Linked DNA regions of Homo sapiens: region 2 is linked to region 1. A link is an interaction called in ENCODE POLR2A ChIA-PET data of the cell type or tissue named here. Cell type or tissue: MCF 10A. All regions are shown on one strand. Links, peaks and the distances in the headings refer to the core of each region. The heading gives the core; the rest is flanking DNA. Region 1 overlaps LOC105378485 (a long non-coding RNA gene). Region 2 has its middle 450 kb from the start of HEAT2.

Region 1 (10,120 bases), core at 863-8,862:
ATGGATGGCTGGGTTAGGGGTACAATCTGTGACTTGGTAGCAGTTTTTTCTCTTTATGAGCCCAAATTTAAGGTTTTCTTTATTAGTTCCACATGCAAACTGTCCCAGATACAGTCACCATCTCTTTTTGACCCCAACCCAGCGTAGTATATTTTGGGGCTGTGTAGAGCTTCCCATCTGATTTTAGTTTAAATTGACACCCCATATAAAAATAAGTTGAGATGTCCATTTACCAGCAGGAAGTTCTGGGAACTGGAGTCCCATAAAGAGCTTAGATCACAGGGCCAGGTCAAAACAAGAAATGAATCTGTGTGTACTTACAGCTAGAGGCCACCAAAATTATGTGTGTGGGTGGTTTCTTACAGGATAGAGGGAAGATAACTGAAAAAACACAAAAACAATAAATCCCAATATTTCCTTTTGAGCATGGAATAACTTTGGAAAAATTCATTCATTCATTCATTCATTCAACAAGTGTTTACTGAGTGCCCTGATGCGCCAGCCTGCAACTGTGCCTGGCACTAGTGAGACAAGATGACGTGTGTTTTGTCAGGGTTCAAGGTTCACTGCAGGGGCCACAGGTTAAAGTAGGTGCTAAAAGAAAAAAGAATAAGCAGACAAAGGGATACCTGGAGAGCTTGAATCTTGGAGAGAGTGCAGATTCTCAGGCTGCAGTGATGTATATTAGTTTCCCATTTTGTATCACAAATTGTGTTACACAATACCACAAACTTAATGGCTCAAAACAAGACAGATTTATTCTCTTACAGTTCTGGAGGTCAGAAGTCCTAAAATGGGTGAGCAGGGCTACATTTCTTTTAGTTGTTCTTGGAGAGAATCAGTTCCTTGCCTTTTCTAGCTTCTAGAGGCCACCTACATTCCTTGGCTCAAGTCCACTCTTCAACTGCAAAGCCAGCAGCACAGTATCTTCTAATCTCTCTCTCTTTGTCCCTGTGCTTCCCTTGTCACACTGACTTTTGTCGTGTAAGGACCCTCATGATTATATTGTGTCCATCTGGCTAGATTATCCCATCTTGAGATAAAATGGGATAATCTCCCATCTCAAGATCCTTAACTTAATTACATCTGCAAAGTCTCTTTTGTCATATAAGGAGCATATTCACAGGTTCTGGAGGAGAACTATCATATAGGCCATAGTATAATAGCAAGGAAATTGGATATTTTAGATCATAATATAGATGATCCTTTACGGTTATTTGTCTTTGGGAAAAGGACAAAGGGAGAAGAGGATAGTGATTCCTCTCAAGCTCCATCTTGGTGCTCCTTCCCCTCCAAGACCAGAATGCATGTGGATGGTTATTTCCAAAACAATTGTAGACAGGGGAATTACAAATAAAGGGATGAAAGGCTGGGGGACCCCTGATTTAGGGGAACTCTCATGGGAAATATCTATAGTCAATGAAAGTACAGTCTCAGGCAGGCCCACATTAATAAGCCCCTAATTAGTGTACTTATGGAGGAAGGCACCATGTTGACTGAGGCATGATGGGCATTTCCTCCAAAGGATTGCTTTTGGGCTGACTCTGTTGGGTCTGAGGTTCAGGGGCAGCACAGTGAGCCAATTAGCTCTCCTGTCACCAGGCCGATGAAGAAGTCTCTCCTATCACCCTCCACACCCAACACACATATGCACCAACACAAACACAGGCATACTCATCAGCATACACATGCAGACACAGACACACACTTTCACCTTTATGTACATATACATGGTGATCTTTCCCCTACAAATATTTTTAATTGATGTAATTAATATAGTTAATGTTTTTGAGCAGTTTTAGACTTATAGAAAAGTTTAGCAGCAAGTATAAAGAGTTCCAATATTCTCCCTCATCCCCCACAATTTCCCTTCTCATCCTCTTGCATTTGTTAAAATTGATGAGCCAATATTAATATATTATTACCAAGTAAAGTCTATAGTTTACATTAACATTCACTCTTTGTGTGATACATTCTGTAGATTTTTGACAAATGTGTAATGACACGTAGCCACCATTACCGTACCACACAGGATAGTTTTACCAACCTAAAAATTCCGTGTGTTCTACCCCCATCATTTAAAATGTTTCTTTTCTGGGAAGTTCAGTAAAGTTTTGAACCCCTTTTCACTAATTAATGTGTAGCTTCTCCCAGACTCTATGGTCTAGTGTTCTTGAGTGTGGTGTGCCTTATCACGCTTCCATATGAGAATAGTTCAAGCTTGTAGTAGAAGCTTTTACTTCTTTCAGCAGAATTAGCAAAAGCTTTTACTTGTAAAGGATTTCTTTTCTGTCCTGAGGTCAGTGGTATACTGAGCCTGCTCATACTGCCTGTGAGATCTCACTGTATGCATTTCTTTCCAACTCTGAGTTCAGAGAGGTCCAGCTGGTAGTCTGAAATCAGTCATGGTAGAAGTATTTAGACCATGGACATCAGCAAATGCTACAAATCAGGGTTCGTTTTTTTCCCCCTCAGAGAGCCAGCTATTAAACATTGACCAGACGCTTTCTGGAGTTCTCCCTTTATCTGCTTCTTCATGGCTGGGAAATAGCAAAACTAGAGCATTTGCCTGGGATTCAGAGATGGAAGCCACAGGCTGGGTCAACTTAGTGGTCTGTGTCCTTGATGAGTTTGTAGAGAAGGGCCATCCCTCAAACCCTGGACTATTCACCTATGGACTTATCAACAGGAAGATAAACTATATTGTTCAAGCTGTTGTATTGTGAGACCTTTCTGTTATAGCAGCTTATCCTGTACCCATGAATAGAGCCAGCTAATTCTTGCCTGTGTACTTCTGCTCAACACTCATTCACCTGCCCCCCCTTCGATTTAGAATGATAATGTACATATAAGATGCATCTATTGTTACCTTTACAATCCATTTTCTAAATAGAAGCTAGAATGACCTTTTAAAATATTAATCAGATCACTGATTAAAACCTTAAAATGTTCTAATGGCTTCTCATTGATTAAGCCCCTCTTTGCCCTGCCTGCCTCCTCTTATGTCTTTCTCCCTCTCACTTACCAGGTTCTGGTGATGCTGGTCTTCCTTCTGTTTCTTGTACCACTGAGACTGCCTGCCTATGGCACCTTGCACTTGACATTTCCTCTGCTAGGAGTTAGGCTGACTCTTTATCATCTATGTACCACCTCCTCCCTGAGCCACCAATCTCCAGGGGCCTTTCTTACTGCTTTTATTTTCTATTTTTTTATAGTATAAAATAGCATTTGTCATCACCTGAAAGGATTTTGTTATTGATTGGATTCCTTATTTATAAACTGTCCCTCCTCAGCCAGATCATAAGATCAATGAAGGGACATCTGTCTATCGTATCTACTTTTAAGCACCATGTGTATACTGGTGGACAACCACCGTAGACGCTCAATAAATACTTGCCAAGTGAATACCTGATTATCCAACAGAACAGTATCAGCCTTGACTCTGTCCTCAAAGAGCTTAAAATCCATCTGCTGGTGACTTTGAAGCCAGGCTGTCAGTAAGATTAGGACAGTTTCTCATGGCACATTCTGCGACACAGTCTGCAGGGACAAACTTCACTTTACAAAGCAAGAATTAATTACAATACCAAAGTAACCCAATTTATTTATGTAAATTGAATTTAACTTAATTTCCAACTAGACTGGTCCACTGACTAACCTCCCCCCAATTTAAGGAATTTTCCACTTCATGAGAAGGTGAACAGAAAAAAACTGTTATTCATATTTTCATCAAGTTTATTAGAAACCAGGGATGATTCTGCAGCTATTGATATCACAGTAGGGGGAGAGAGAGGAGGACAGTGACTTTCCTGAGCTGATCTCTAGCCTGACTCAGTTGACTTTTTCTAAATGTCTTTCTTGGTGAAGCTGAAGAAGTTGTCTTGCTTTCATCAGCCTGAAAGGGAAGCTCATCAGCCGGAAGGTGGAACTTCTGGCAGCTGCTTCCCAAAAAACCCCTCTTCTTTCCCTTGACTTGCACTGAAACATTCAAGCCCAGGCTTTGAAAAGATTGAAATGTCTTTAGAAATCTTTGCACTGTCTTTATTCCAGGGCTACTGCCAGTCTTTGGCACTCCAGGCTCAGACTTGCACAGAAACCTCCTACTCTCTGAATCACTGGTGCCTTTTCCATTAGCCTGCAGGTACCCACAAAATATGCAGAGAAGATGTCTCTTGCTGTGTTGATTTCTCTCATTCTCTCTACTCAGGAAAGGGAGAATATCCCCAGCCCCATTTCAAGCTGTCATCATGAACAGTAGTGGAGGAGTGGATTTGCCAAACAGCTGTCAGAGCTGACACCAGGCAGTGTCAGCAGTGGGGCTGGAGCTAACCCTTGGTGGAGCGACTTTCCTCTTGCTCAATTCCTGGGTTCCCTCCTACTGTTCTGAACCAATGACGCAGATGGCAAGTGAAACAGGTAAGTTACTCATCAGCTGCTGCTTCTTTCAGCAAATGGTGAGAATGAGCAAGAGCTCTCTTTTTAAGGCTTGCCTGAACCCATGGAAATAGGGGGTATGTGTATAGGGTTTGTTTCAAGGTGAATGTACTCAGGGAGAAGTCTTCTGTGAGCGACACTGGGCATTTGGTTTCTCTCCTTCATTACCATAGAACAGCTCCTCTGTATTGACTGTCTCCCTCACTGACAAACTATCAATAGGCTCTCATGATAGAGGTTTTCCAATGATAGAAAACAAAAAATGTGAGAGTCCACTGAATAAAAGCTTTTAAATAAGTGCTCTAACTTTAGACATTCCTATTTTGATTTATGTTACTGTTTACTATAGAAAATAGTAAATAAAAAAACACAACGGAGCTTTACAGATTTTTCAACATTTTGGACAGAAATCCACTCTGTCTCCATTATTCCAAGTCAAAGACTGCAAACACATGGTATATGGGTTCACTTCCTATGACTCTGCCACAGCAGACATTGCTGAATGATCACAGCATTCTTTCTTGTTGAGCTGAGATACAGTGGGAGAATCCCTCTGGACACAGTGTTCTCAGCAGCCACTATAATCGATCAGAAATGTCATATGAAATGAAATCCATTTGCCATCCCTGTTCTAAGTTAATGAGGCCTTACTGTATGTGTGTAAGCCCAGGTGTCACCTAGGTTGGCCTCAGCTGATATGCTCTATATGCTCTCGTTTTCTAAATTTCAATTCCAGACTCACCTTTGTGGGGACACAGACTCCTGCCCAAAGTGAATCAACTATCCTGTTTTTCTCTCTCACCAGTGTTTCTCTCTGGGGTCACTAAAGTGTGGACCAAAGGGGCAGCTGCAAAACCTTGCTGGGAGCAACTTTTTCTGTGGCCTTGGAAAGTCAAGTCCTAATAGGAAACCAGTGCTCCCGAAGACAAGCGCATTGGAAGCTAAATCTAGCTAGGGCATCCTTAATGAATCTGTGGTGCACAGATCTGGCCTTGAGCCATTTTCTGTAACGTTCTCACTGATCTTATTTCAGAGAATTGTACCAGTTTTGCAGCAAATTACAAGGAAGGCCTGGCTTCTGAAATTAGCCAAAGGCCAATTAAGGTTTCTCTGGGTTCTTTCCGACTGCAGCGTCATCATAAATGACTCTGTGGTGCAGGGGAGGGCTGACATTTTCTAAGCCGGTATCATATTTTGGGTGTGATTAAAATCTTCATCTCAGTCACCTGCCTGACCAACTGCCAGTAGCCATGAAACAAAAGGATTACAGCCAATTTACATCCATTAACAAAATGACTTGAAACACTATCGGTTTAGCCTCAGTGGGGCTTAATCTGATTTTCAGAAGGGAAGAAGAGATGTAGAATTAAAGGCAAGAGGAAAGGCAGAAAAGAAATTCAAATGAGAATTTTCTTTGAAGCCCAGGGCTTTTTTGGTTTGTTCATTTTCGTAAGGATTTACTAAGTGCTTGTCGGGCTTTTATCACTACAGTAGACCCTGAAAGGGTACAGAGGAAGGAGAAAACACTAACAATGCCTGTCCTTGAAATTTGCGGGACAGTATGGGAGAAATACCATATACTGAGGAAGCAGGCGATTAGCAAATTTGTGCTAGCAGGAATTTCTTCAACATCCTTCAAGTGCCTGGCACTGTTAAGAAAGAAAATAAGAAAAATGAAAAATCACAGTTGATATTTAAATGGCTCTTACCATGTGCTTTGCATGAAGACTTCTGCACGTGGTGACTCAGTCTTCACAACAACTCTGTCCTGTGCATTCCATGGTTATCCCCATTTTTCAGATCAGCAAAGAGGCCCAAAGAAGCAAAGAAACTTGCCCAGGATCACACAAATCAGCAGGAGGAGCTGGGATTTGCACACAGTGAGTCCGGCCATAGAACCTGAGATCATAGTCATTATTCTCTCAAGGCCATGGGGTAGTTGAGGATTTGCATTCTCCCTGGGGAGATCAGTTAAGCTAGAAGTAGAGGATGAAGAAATGGAGGCAAGATGATGGTGTCAGGAAGGGGGAGGGACCTGGGCTAAACTTTGGGCATGGATGTGTACAGGGTGGGGAGAAGCTCTGCACAGGTGGGTAGAAAAGGTTCCAGATCAAGAGAAGAGCAGGAGCAGAGGTGACTGAGAGCATGACTGCAGTTAGAGACTAAGGGGTTTGTAGCTGTCCAAGGAAGAGGACTCATGAAATCAAAGGCTGTGTTCATGCAAGGACAGGGAATATAGCACTGGGGACAGAACAAGGACTTGGAATCTAACAGATCTAGGTTTAAAGTTTGACTTTACCACATGTTCCCTGAGTGATCCTGAGCAAGTTACCTGAGCTCTATTGACCAATTTCCCCAAAAGGAAAATAAGAAGAATGGCTATGGAAGAATAGGAAGAATATTGCATCTTGTAAGGAATTCACCTATTTATTTATTCAAAAATATTCACTGAGTGCCAATCGTGTGCCATGTGTTGCCCTAGATGTTGAAACAATGAACAAGATTCACATGGTCACTACCTTCCTAGAGTTTGCATTTCAGCTGGTGAGGCAAACTAACAAATAAGCAGAAAAAAAGTCCAGATTATGAGAGGAGTTTTGAAGAAAAACTCAGAAGGCACCTGGAATCAATGTCTTTTACAGTGTCTAGGACAATGTTTGGCATGTAGGAGGCAAACATTTTACATGACACTAAGCGCCATCTTGGAATTCAGTACATGAGAGGAAACCATGGTGTCAGATCGCTTCGCTACCCATTCAGAAGGCATTGCTCCTTTCCCCATTCCTCCTTGCTTAAAAATATTTAGTCAGGATTCATCTTCCAGCATAGGAAAGTATCCCCACTTCTTTCAAAGCACATGGCAGCTAATCATGGTAATCCTATTTGCCTGGCCAGGGACTGGTTTAGGGGAAGTCATATGACTCAGGTCTGACAGAGAAGATGTGAGGGGAATTCTACAGAGGGGACTTCTGGATAAGAGTTTCTCAGTCCAAAAACAATCAACCAAACAAAAGACGCTTAGAGAAAATGGGCTCTTCTCTCTCCAGCTGACACTTGCATATGACCATCAAAAATGTTGTATGTAGTTTTCTTAGGGCCATGAAAGAGCCAACCTAGAGGTCAAGCTAGCATGCTAAGTGTGACAGTGAAGAATGGTGGAAAGAATATGACTTGGTGATGCTGGTTTGAACACCGAATTAGTCCCCTTGGGAACACTCCATCATACATCCCATGTCAGGTAAGATACAGAACATGGTGGTACTTACTGTTGAGGCCATTGGGTTTAGATTTTCTGTTATTGGCAGCCAAGAAATCCTGACAAATAGAAGCATAGTTTGGGAACATTGAGAGATCATAAGACCAGGGTTTGGTTCTTTCTAAGGGTTGTTGATAATAGGAGAGGAAGAGAGTAAGACTGTTATTGATGTGCAGCTTTGGAAGATCATACCCATATTTGACAGAAAATTCCTTAAAGGAGTGAAGTCTTTCCTATTTCCATGGGTTGGATGAGTGTCTTCTGAGGACTCTACTCCTCAAATGTGGGCATGCATACCCTGGGGGACTCCCACAGGCATTGCGCTGAGGGTACCAGAAGCCCCAAATAGATGCCATACATTTCCAAGAGACCATTTTCTACTGAAATGTGGAAAAAAACTCAGAAATGCAACTTCATGAGTTGACTGTATGGATTTTCACTGCTTTTTTTCTCAGCGCCTGGAACAGTTCCTAACCCAGAATAGGGGCTCAAATATCTGTGGAATTTATAAATAAGTGGATTGAAATAAACAGGAATATGTTCTAGAATTACACAAGCATAGCATGAATTTTAAAAATCCAAACAGGTGAGCATACTAGGGTGTGTCTTTATATTTTCTACCATGAATAGCACTTGGTAAAATGTTTAAGGAGCTGTCTCTTAGGAATAGTCAAGCCAACTTTAATTTGAGCTTCACCATATATTGTTAGAACCATTTTCTAGTGCTGTTTCCTGGATCATGTTCCTATGCACATAGTCCCCAGATCTCAAGGCCAGCCACAGCTCTGAATGTGAGGAAATACCTGAGCAATTTCTTCTCGTGTCCTTTTCCATAATGCAAACCTGCATCTTTAGTCAAGTATAACTTGAAGGAAATAGGCTCTTGAAGGGCCCGGTTGGGTGGCCTTTGATAGTGCTATTTTTCTCATCTGATCAGGTCTCCCCTTGCTGACAGGATCCCTCCCTATCTTCCAAAGCCTGGCTGGAAGCCCTTTCAAGTTTTCCTCACTTCCCAAGCCAGAGTGAGCTAACTCTTATATCTCATAATCTGCATAATATGTTACCTATCACTGGGCATTAAACTATCAAACAATAGCACAGGACAAAGCCAGATGGAGCCCACATTCTTTTTCCCCAACAGGATATTCACTCTTAGAGGCAGGAGCTAGGTCCTTTGTTTTTTCATATTTCCTATTGTACTTATATCTCTGGTCGAGTCCTGACTGTGTCACTTTCCAGAATATTCACAGTTTTCTGAGCATCATTATAAAATATCTACTGTTCTAGTAGATTTATAAGGCTGTTATAAATATTAAAGAGATAAAAAGTGTGAAGAGGCTTTTATAATATCTAGTTTGCACTTAAAGATTACTCTACTGTTATTAGCATGTGGCAGGTGCCTAATTCTTGTTTGAGGATTTATCGAATGATGCATTCTCTGATTGCTGAGAGACCCAACTCTCTTGCCTTATTGAAATAGCAGGGCTCTACTGCATTTCAAACATGGGGTTTTATAACCCTGCTCTGAAATTGTTAGGGAGGAGAAACCAGTGGTTTTAGGGAGATGGAAACCCAGAGTGAAGCTGGGCCAGCCTCCACTCTCTTTGGTCACCAGCTCTTGGCTTGACAGGAGGCCCAGGACAAGAAGGAGATGAAGTACAGAGATGAAGTACAGAGTTGTCAGAGGCTGTTGGGGGCAGCAAGGCCTGTACCATGAGCAGTGTCCTCTGGAAGGTGAGATAGTTAGAATCTGGGCACCCAAGGACCTCATGGAGGGTCATACAGTGAAGAAGCCTGAGAACCATCAGCCCTCCAGAGGGAAGTGGCTGACACACAACAGCCAATTCCTTCACTCGGTCTTTGATGTTGGTCCTGTCTCACCATGAGTGTGCTACTGGAAGAATGGGGCAGGAGACCCACACTTATTATCACTCTGCTGGCCCCATGAGCATAAACAAAACTACTGAGATGTCAACAACCAAGTAAGTCATTGATTCTTTGCTCACTTCTCCAGCCTGAGTCCTGGGGCATTGGGGGTAACCCCCAACTTATTGTCCACTTCTGAAGTTCAGTCACAACACAAAGGCTACCTAGAACATGGGGGTGGTGATGGACTGGTGGAGCTGGGTGATTCTTCAAAGGCCATTGACAACACCCTCCTCATTACGAAGATGGGGAAACTGAGGCCCACAGAAGAGAAGGGACTTGTACAAATCACATGGCCCACTGATATTAAATTCAGACCTGATTCTTCCTCTTACATTCTTTCCAATCCTAAAAGTAGTTAGAAGCACACTTTCACTCTGGAAGACAGAAAATGGCCTCTGATCCCAAAAGTGAATTCTATATAACCAACCCAAGAAAAATAGAACATTTTAGTATGTATTTGGCCTGGATTCTAAAAGATCTTAGACCATGGAGGGACAGATA
Region 2 (10,120 bases), core at 1,390-9,389, 120 kb after region 1:
ATCTGCAGACAATGCAGGAGGGGACTCAGAGCCCAACTCTGTACTGTTTCTTCTCTCCAGACGCCCAGGTCTGCCAAGTGTGGAAGCTGCTCTCTAATGGGAGCCCTCAGAAATGGTACAAATTGAGGCCTCCAGTAATGCAATCACTTCTAATCAGTGTTTAATGAGGATACAAGCAGCCTCAGCTTACCCCTGTTTCAAAGAGGCAACTACACATAAACCTCAATTACTCAGACATTTAAAAATCAATTTCAAATAAAATGTCCAGGTGATGGAACTAAAGGGATTAGAAGGATCTGGATGTGTGCACAGGCCTGGCATGCCTTGTCAATGCAATTGAGGTAGGCAGCTCCTGTAATGTAATAAAGCTGGCCGGCTTTGTGCCCCCAGGGGTAGAAGGGGAACAGGTCTAATTTTCCATTTCCCCACAGAAACAGAGGAAGATTCCAATGACAGAAGGAAGAGGACATCTCTATACTTCTGCCCATTCAAGCTGTGTTCGGAATGTTGTCTTCATCTCATTTTATAGTTGTAAAGAGGAAAAGTAGCCTCAGGCTATACAACTCAAGGTCTCTGCCCCAACCTGGTCTCAACCTGTACCACCAAATCAGACACCTTTTTTATATGTGATCATGATTTTTTTTTGCCAGTCATATCTACTTATCATTCCCATCAACATGCTGGTAATTTAGGTCAATAAACTTTTATTGACTATGTACCATGTGTCAGGTGCTTTTCTGGGCAAGCAGGGGCACAAAGGTAAGGAGGTTATAGTCTCTACCTCAATTTACACAGTAGAGGAAGGATGAGGCCAACTCTCCACCTGATCTGGAAGTATGGTCCTGCAAAACCAAGTCACTTGTCTCTTTAGTCAAGTGCAATGTGCAACCAGAGAAACACTAATACGTAGGATAGTAGCATCAGTAATAATCATCATAGCTAGCATTTAATGGACAAGTATTAAGTGCTAAGTATGGGCTAAATACTTCAATGGCATTTTTTTTTTTAACCACCAAAACCACCCTATGAGTTGGGTATTGCTATTATCTCCATTTCCCCACGTTGTAGGTTAACGAAACTTATAGGGTTGTCATGTTAATTAAGGAGGTGCATACTGTAGTGGGCACCAATGGGGTTGGCTACCAGTGCCACTCTCCCCAAACCGAGAGTTGCCACCCTCTCCATTCATGTTGCATTCAGTGGTATTCCCTGGAGTTGTGAAAGCACAGCTTTCAAAAATTTAAAACCATGACTCATACAAAATAGAATGAATACAAATAAAAATATTCAACTATTAATTAATGAAGGAAGCAGAAGGGTGGTAAAGCTGCTTCCAGGAAAAATTAGAGGAAGAAAATGTATATAGTTGGTCAAAGGGATATTAAAATAAATTTGCTAATTTAAAAAAAAAGGGTTAATGTCTTACAGGGCAGTCAAGCTGTAGCTTTCTGGTTATCTTTTATCCCTTATAGAAACTGACCAGAAGATCTATAACTTCAGAACAGATGGGGTTTAATCAGATAGGAAATAGCCAATTCAAACACAAGCACATTCTCCTAGGTCAGGGGTCAGCAAACTCTTTATAGAGCCGGGTAGGAATACTTTCGGTTTTGCAGGTCACAGGATCTCTGCTGAAACTACTCAATTCTAACATTGTAACATGAAAATAACCTTAGATAATACATAAACAAATGGATATGGCTGTGTTCAAATAAAACTTTACTTACAAAACATATGGCTGCCAGTCATAGTTTGTCGACTCTTGTCCTAGATAATTAAATATGAATTTGGGCGAGCCAGTTAATGCCCAAGGGAGATATTGAAGGGACATGCAGTTATCCTCTTGCTTTATCTCTAATTTTTTTAATTTATCTTTCTTAAGAGCACTAAAATGGGAATGGAGCCTCCTGGATTTGCCGATACAGTGTCTTGCCTGCCTCTCATCTACATAGATACAGTGGAGCCTTCATGTTTATTCAGATGGACCACTTCCTCTCTCTGCCTAATCTTATTAGAATTGATGGGAACACCGCTGGCACCTGACCCAGTCTCCAAATTTACAATGGTGCTGATTCCTGCCTCAAGCTGGTTGCTGTCTTGAGTGGAAGAGGTATAACCTCTAGAGCTGAGTTTCTTCTGCCTCACTTGGAAGCGAGGCCTTTGAGGTCAGAAGGAAGTCTAGTTCACCACTCACTGTGTCTCTGCACCTCTATTTCATTATCTATACTGTGAAGATAATAATGTACCTACTTCATGGGGCTGTTACATAGTTTAAATGTGGTACTGCACTGTGTGTAAAGCACCTGGCTTGGAGCAAAGTACGTGCACTGTAAATATTACTTCTCTTGTCTTTAGGATTCCTCCCTGGTTCTCATCTCCGGTGACTTCAATGCTAAGTGGCTTTAGCATTGACACAGGAATTATGCTGATAGCACAGCTCTGCCTTCCCTTTGCTTGGGTTCAATGCCCTTTCTCCTCCATGCTGCTGTTTTATTTCATTGTTGATGTCTAACCTTTGACTTTCATTCACATTACCTCTAATAACTTTGTGCTTTATGGGGGAGTAAATGTGCTATCTGCTCTATTTGCTTTTGTGAGCGAGAAAGAGTAGGTGAGTTTTAAGGACAAACACTGATTGAGCAGTCTTGTGGCTGGGGGCTTTACACAGGCCGTCTTTAATCCGAACAACCATCCATTTTTAGGGACACCATTATCCCTGTTTTATAGATGAGGAAACTGAGGCTCAGGGAGGCTTTAGTTGCTGGCCAAAGATTGTCCTGTTATGAGGGCTGGGATTCCAACCCAGGCCTGACCAACTCTAAAGATAATGAATGATTTCATCCATTATGAAGGAACAATTTAAAGTGCTCTTCATTTGGCTGAAATTTTGCCTCTTAGTTGCTTCTCTTTTTTTGGCAAAACTGATCCTCTGTGGCCCAAATGAGGAAAAAAACAACCATTTCCCAGTGACTAAAATTAAACAAGAAGCTTTTAGGATGATGCGCTCAAACACTTCAGCAGCTTATATCCCATTTTGCATTCTTGAGCAAGTCAGTAGGCAATGTCTCCACTGTGGATTTCTCACTTCTCTGGAAGTGATTTTCTGTATTCTCACCAGGCTCCGCTCTGATCATGACAAGAATTCAGAAGCCAGAGTCACATAAAAGCACGATGCATAGCCAGATCATTCCAGAAGGTTTATGTCCATGTCCATCAAAATGTGGCTTTACTCCTTGAACAGAATATGTCTGCATGTCTGCTCACAAGAAAAGCATATCTTATGACAGCTGGGACCAGCCACTGCCGTAACTTGAAGAAACAACAGGATAGGGAAAAGACGAGATGAACTTTCTGTAGATACTTATTTTTAGCTGCTGGGCATCATAATATCCTACCTATTTTTAAGAAATACGGTAGGTTGAAGTCACTGCTCCTCTTCCCCCTATCCCTATTACAGATCTTGCTCCACATCCCAGTTCCATGGCAGGTATGTCATGTGACATACACATACACATGTAGCATAAACTGGCCAATCAGATTCTCCCACCAAGGATTTTGAATTTCAAGAATGTGATACATCTGTACAGCAGCAGTTAGAGATTAATCCTGATAGCTTTGCTGGAGTTTAAAGTCTATCAGCAGAGGGGCAAATATCCAGGAGTATCAAGACTGGTGGCAGCAGTTCAAAAAGACTATTCCTGTCAAAGGATCTTGATGGTGCCCAACCTCCTTTGGATTCTGCCCATTTTCTGAGCTTGGTTCTCCAGGATCTTATCACTATTCTGAGTTTTCCAATAGTTTTATAGGAAATTCTTGTTGTACTTAAGCTAGCCTGATTTGGTTCCCACAGTTGGCAACTGAGTACCCTGAATGATGTACTTCTCAATGTCCACCTGCAAGACCTGGGCCCCTGGGCGTATTACCATTCTCATTCAAAGGAGATTCCTTCAAAAGAGGCTGTCAGCATTTCCATTAAGTTGGAAGAAAAAGACAAAAAGCCTCAGAACTTTATATATATTTAGAACCTTGGCACCAAGCAGTTATTTTGGTCATCACTTTAATTTTGCTAATCTACTAATCCAAGGGAGGTGTGCATACAGGAGTCCAGACGAGGACTTTTCCTCCTGCCTGTCATCAATAATCTCGTATCAATGCCTAGCTTATTTCTTTCATAGGAATAGAAGATTTGAGAAACACATTGGGTCAAAGTCTGCTGTTATATTCATTAAATAAATAAGCTGAAACCCAGGTTCTTAGTGCTTGCTTTTGTTCCAGCCTGTCCTAGATGTCTTAGTTTCATCCTAGTCACAAAGTGATAAAGGAAACTGACATTTATTGGTCATCTGCACCACTGAATTCATTCCTTAAATCTGCATGGTGAGGTAAGTATACCCATTTCTTAGTGGAGGAAAGAGGCTAATACAGATGAAAGAACTTGCTCAACCACGGTGCTGATAACTGTGCAGCCAGGATTAAAAGTAACTCCAAAATCCATGCACTGTCCACTCTCCCAGTTTTGGGAAAACTGAGGCCTCTGTTGCTGATAAATTCAACTACAGATGAGACTATCCTGGCCAAAAGGAAGAATCTACTTTTGCCAAATAATGCATGGAATTATTTTAATTAAACTACATTTCATTTTAAAAGAATTATTTTAATGGTTATACAGAATGCCTAACACATAGTAGGTAGTAAAAAAATATTGAATTAGATTAAATGATTTCTGACTTGTTAAGAGGGAAAATAATAATAGATGTAGAAATAAATAATCCAGGCTTGTGTGTGGTATTTTCCACATTTTTCAGTTTGTTTTGTTGCTTGGCAAAAATAAAAGTCCAAATTCTTTCTGGGATGTTTCATAACTGATAGATGAAGTTGGCCTAATTTTTGATCCATAGAGAGCGATTCGAAATACCAATAGCCTCAGGGTTACATTTCCCAACTTTTGTTGTGGAAATATTTAGTCAGCTAATAATCTCTCTCCTGCTGATGACTTTGGCACGAACTGCACCCCTTGTTTTTAAAGAAACACAAAAACAATCCTCAAGAAGGATTCATACCTGCCTGAAGCTCTGGAAGAGCTAGAATGACGATGATGTGGAATAACATGCAGGAGGGAACTTAAATTCCTTGCTAAATATAATTAAAGCAAAAAAAATTTTATAAAAGAACCTGTAAACACAAGAATGTGCATGCATGATATGAATAAATTAAGCAGAAAGAAAATTCATGTACAGAGACCCAAAGGACTGGTTAAAACATTTTATTAAACTTATTCTTTTTTGGAGTCTTGCTATGTTGCCCAAGCTGGCTTCAAATTCCCAGGTTCAAGCATTCCTCCCACCTCAATCTGCCATCTAGCTGGGATTATAGGTATGCAATGCCATAGCCAGCCTGGAAATTTTAAAAACGTGATCTCTGCCAGGTAGTGTCAAAATGGCTTAAAGAAACTTCTATTTGAGGTCAGCCCCATTTATCCATTCATCCATCCATCCATCCATCCTGAATACATACTGAACTTCCATTGAGGAGAACAGGAAGAGGTGAAGACCGGCTGTTCCCCTTGCGGAGCTTGATGGAAGTAACACAATTTATTCTTTGTATTTCTTTAGCTAATGTTTATTTAGCATTTACTATGCAACATGCACTATGCTTAAACAGCAGGAAAAAATCCCATTCAACTTTCACAACTACTCCATGAAAATACTGTTATCCCCATTTTCCTTCCAAGAAGCTAAGGTACAGAAAAGTTACATAATGTATACATATACAATGAGCTAATGAGTCCAAGTCCATCTGATTCCAAAATCAAGGGCACACTTTTAAGAACTTTGCTATAATGTCAGTTTATAGAGGCACAAAATCAGAACATGAACTAGGTTCTATATCTGGCAAATAGTGATAGTTATATTTTTAGAATGTGAAAAATTACAATCCTTATAAGATGCGTGTGTGTGTGTGTGTGTGTGTGTGTGTACTTCCTGAAGGATTAGTGTAAACTCTTGGAGAGAGGATTAAGGAGGAAAAAAATATGGATCAAGAAATGCTTTATGAATTCTTGGCAGTAAATTTGATCCTTAAAAAAATGGATACAAGGAGAGTATCTGGTAAAAGAGAACAGTATAAGCAAAAGTGTGGAGAGAAAAATGTGTTCTAAGAGCTTATGAAGAAGAGGGCCATCCAGACAGTATTATTGAAGAACCTGTCTTGCACCCAAATAGATCTTCTTTGGTTGCTAAAGTCTAAACTTCCACCATTTGAGAAATATTCCTTTTTGACATTAGAGTTTTCAGTTTTTATTCTGTCAACATGAGTGTCCTATTAAACACCAGAACTCCTGGGAGGGGTAATTAACTAAGCAATTTGTTCTCAACTATGAAATTAGAATCCTGGCAGGAAAAAGATAGCATGTTGACGTTCTTATTCAGGGACTATCTCAAAGATATGGACAACATTAAAGGGGACCAACAAGGGCTGGTTAAGAATCCCAGGGAATAGCAACAGGAAGTCTTCCATCCCACCTTCCTCCTCCTCTGGTGGGGCGGGAACCATTCCTGGATCCCCAAGAGAGCTGTAGATGCAACTCAGGTTGCAGATATGGAAACAGGATGCCCATCAGGAGTTGAGTGGACTTTGAAAGGGGAAGCCAGGCCAGCAGAGAAAGAGATGAAAACAAATACATTAACCTCTTTTTTCCCCCTCTGCCTTTCCATATGCTGATGGTGTCTCCCACTGGTCAGACCCAACAGGAAGCCAGAGGGCAAAGGCATGCAGCTGAAGCAGTGAAAAAAGGGGGCCCTCCCAGGGCAAAAGCAGGCTGGGGAAGGGTGGGGAGAAGACCTGGAAAGGCAAATGGAGAATGGCCCGCCCAAGGACTTACAGTGGTCAGGTGGGACATAGGTCATCCGTCACTAATTGCATTTAAAGTAATGACCTTGCAAATTAATTTATTTTAGTTTTGTAAATGAAGGCAGTATTCAACATCATCCCTTGCAATAGCTTTCTCTAACTCATTTAAATTTAGATTGTCTTTTAAGTTTGTGAGAGAAAAGGGCAGTGGTATACCCGGTGGGCTGGGGATTATCCATGACCCTTCATGCACTCAGCAGTGTGTCTGACATGAGTGGCATCCATCATGTGTGTTGTGTGGAGAGAAGTGGAGGATCATTGCTTTGAGTCAACCAGCCAGCCTATGGTAGGAATTGATAGTTGATCAGACCTCTTTCCCACTAGTGATGGAGGAAGGAAGGGAGAGTGATGTAGCAGGAAGAAGTGTGTGTGATCAGAACACTGGGAAAGGGAGTAGGGGCAGAAAGAAGGGGCAAAATTAAAAACACGACAGTGATAAGATTTTGCCTAGAGTTGGCCCTGTTAGGGTAAGAAGCCTCATTCCTCTATGACCAAAGCACATGAAGCCAGTTGTAAACAGATGTGAAGAGTAGCATCTAGCATCATGTCTTCTCTGTTTGGGGACAGGGGGTGATTATACACACACACACAACCCTCAGAGTCAATTTTTAAAGCAGTACAGTAATCAATCCAAGCTGGTGTTGTAAATGGAAGGCAGAGAGAGGGTTGTTTGGGAAACACTTATCTCCCTTATCTCAGAGTGACACAGAGAATGTGCAGGAGTGGTGTGTGTGTGTGTGTGTGTGTGTCTGTGTGCTAGAGAATTTGGGAGATGGAAGCTCAAAAGTGCTGTTTTCATGCTTATAATTATCTATTTCCCCATTAAAAAATTGGCTCTTATATGTCATTACTGGCTGGATATTAAGTGTCTTCTTGAGGCGATTTTGAGACTTTCTTTTTCTGCATGCTCATGCACGCATACACACACACATGCACAAACACACAGTTAGATGCATGGTTGCATGCATAATAAAACTTGAAAACTTAACTGCAGCACACTGCATAAATTAAATAAGGCAAACATATCCTTGGCAAGACTTGAAGTAAATGCTAGAGTTTTCCCAGCAATAAGTAGTTCCATAATAACAGAAGTGAAAAGAAAATAAACTAAAACTTCTAAGTCCATCTTAGTTACATGGAAAGTCCACTAAAGTTTTCTTAAGAAGCTGATACCAAACTCCTAAAAATCAACTCTGGATTCCAAAGGTCGACTTTCCATCCCAAGTCATTACTTACTGGTGCAGGATTTCTATTATCCATGTTGAGCCATGGCTTATAGATAAATAAGGAATTTAGAATACAGCATTTGAATTCATTAAGCTGCTTCCAGTAAGTAATTTGAAACTCTGAGAAATGCCAAAAACATAATTACTAATCCAAATAGCCCTTTTTATCTGAATAAGTAAAAATGGAGATCAATATCTGGTTAATGGAGATCATTTCCTATTATATTTTTAATGTTGTGATATGGATTGTAACGGTTGCTTTATATCGTTACTTTATATCGTTACATTGTCACTGTCATTGGAAACATCCTGTAAAGAAGGGCAGATGATTTACTTGAAATGTACTAGCAAGAGAGATGTCATCTTCTTCTGCAAATACTGGGCTTAAAACTTGGGTAACTCACTGGAGACTGTTGAGTCTCTCCCTGGATCTTCCTGAGGTTTTCATCCAAATGCAAATGATTCCAGGAGGCTCTCTCCATAGGAAAGAGGCCTAGAGAATTCCTCAGGACTTCAGGATAAAACAACAAATTAAATAAACATTCTTACTATATCTCTTGCTTAAACTTATACTGTGATCACAACCAATTTTGATTCACACATTCCCCAATTTCTTCAGAATAGGAATAATTTTGTCCCCTCCAGACAACTTGTGGAGTTCTTACAAGACCCAGAAAGACCCGAAGTGCACTTCAAAATCTCAGGAACCACTGGAAGGGCAGTGGGTCAAAGGAGTCAGGGTCTGCAAACACTGTGTGAATCAAACCTGGCTCCACACCTTCCCCATCAAGGTCACCTGTCCCCAGTAACCCAAGCTCAAAACTTGAGGCTGCCTTGATTTCTGCTCATCCTCCTTCAAAGGAACTTAGTTCTCAAGTCCTTATCACTGCATGCCACAGCTTGCAGTTGATCTCAACAGGTGAGCCATGGCATGCCAGGGAAGTGCTGGTTGAGTGTCCAGCACTGGTTGGTTGTCCAATTAACTCTTATTCCATTTCCCTTCTCTGCTAGCAGAAGCCATCTCCCGCTCTAGAGGCTGAACATGCCAGGCCTGGCTTTCTCAGTTTCCCTTGTAGCTAAGGCATGGCAATGAGACCCAGCCCTAGCCAATGGACCAAGTCTCTTAGGAGAACTCTGGTAAAGGTTTTCTCCTCCCAATATGAAGAGATGCACTATGCATACTTAAGAATGGTTAAAATTAAAAGGACTGACAATACTAAACATTGGAGAGGATGGGGAGCAACCAGACGTTTTCCACATTGCTGATCACAGTGTAAAAAGATCCAAACACTTTGGAAAACAGTTTGCTAGTTTTATACAAAGTTGAGTACATACTATTTGATCCAGCAACTTCACTCCTAGGTATTTAGTCAAGAGAAATTAAAACACATGACTATGAAATGTTGCACATGAATACTCAAAGCAGAGCATATTCATAATAGCCCCACACTGGAAACCCAAATGCACACCAACAGTGAATGGATAAACAAATTGCAGTTTTCTCATAAAAGAGAATACGAAGCATGAATAAAGAAGAATGAAAGACTGATACATGCAATACCATGGATGAATCTCATAAACTTGCTGAATGAAAGAAGGTAGACACAAAAGTATAGTAAATGTCACATTTCCATAAAATTATAAAAAAGGCAAATCTACAGTGACAGAAAGTCAATAGGTGGTTGCCTAATAGCTGGAGGTAGGAGGGAGTATTGGCAGTAAGAGTGGGCACAGGGAACTTTTGGGGTTGATAGCAATGTTTTATATCTTGATTATCTTATTACATGGATGTACACATTATTGAACTAGACACTTATTATAGGTACATTTATTGTCTATAAATTTTATCTTAATAACATTGATTTTTTAAAAAAGAGAGATAAATAAACAAATAAGACCACCAAAGCCTCAGAACTGTGAAACTGGGTTTCAGAGGTGGTTTGAAATATTGTTGAATTTTGCATTGAAGTATATTTAATGGTTCA

Evidence for each region. Peaks named below come from ENCODE experiments on the same cell type or tissue, not always from the same donor. Only the 100,000 strongest peaks of a DNase experiment are listed, where the experiment ranks them.
Region 2: POLR2A ChIA-PET joins it to region 1 with 7 read pairs; 2 of 35 experiments call an interaction of 5 or more read pairs at or near these places.

Annotation. Positions count from the first base shown.
Region 1 is chr10:111,435,115-111,445,234 of GRCh38, forward strand. LOC105378485 (a long non-coding RNA gene) reads left to right here. Exons shown (of 7, transcript XR_007062289.1): 2 at 4,208-4,416; 3 at 6,235-6,314; 4 at 7,521-7,672. Among named protein-coding and RNA genes, the nearest start is that of HEAT2, 330 kb to the left of the region's middle. In MCF 10A, for the core only: no CTCF peak of the experiment used is centred there; a DNase peak (open chromatin) is centred at 4,387.
Region 2 is chr10:111,555,295-111,565,414 of GRCh38, forward strand. No RefSeq gene overlaps it. Among named protein-coding and RNA genes, the nearest start is that of HEAT2, 450 kb to the left of the region's middle. In MCF 10A, for the core only: no CTCF peak of the experiment used is centred there; no DNase peak of the experiment used is centred there.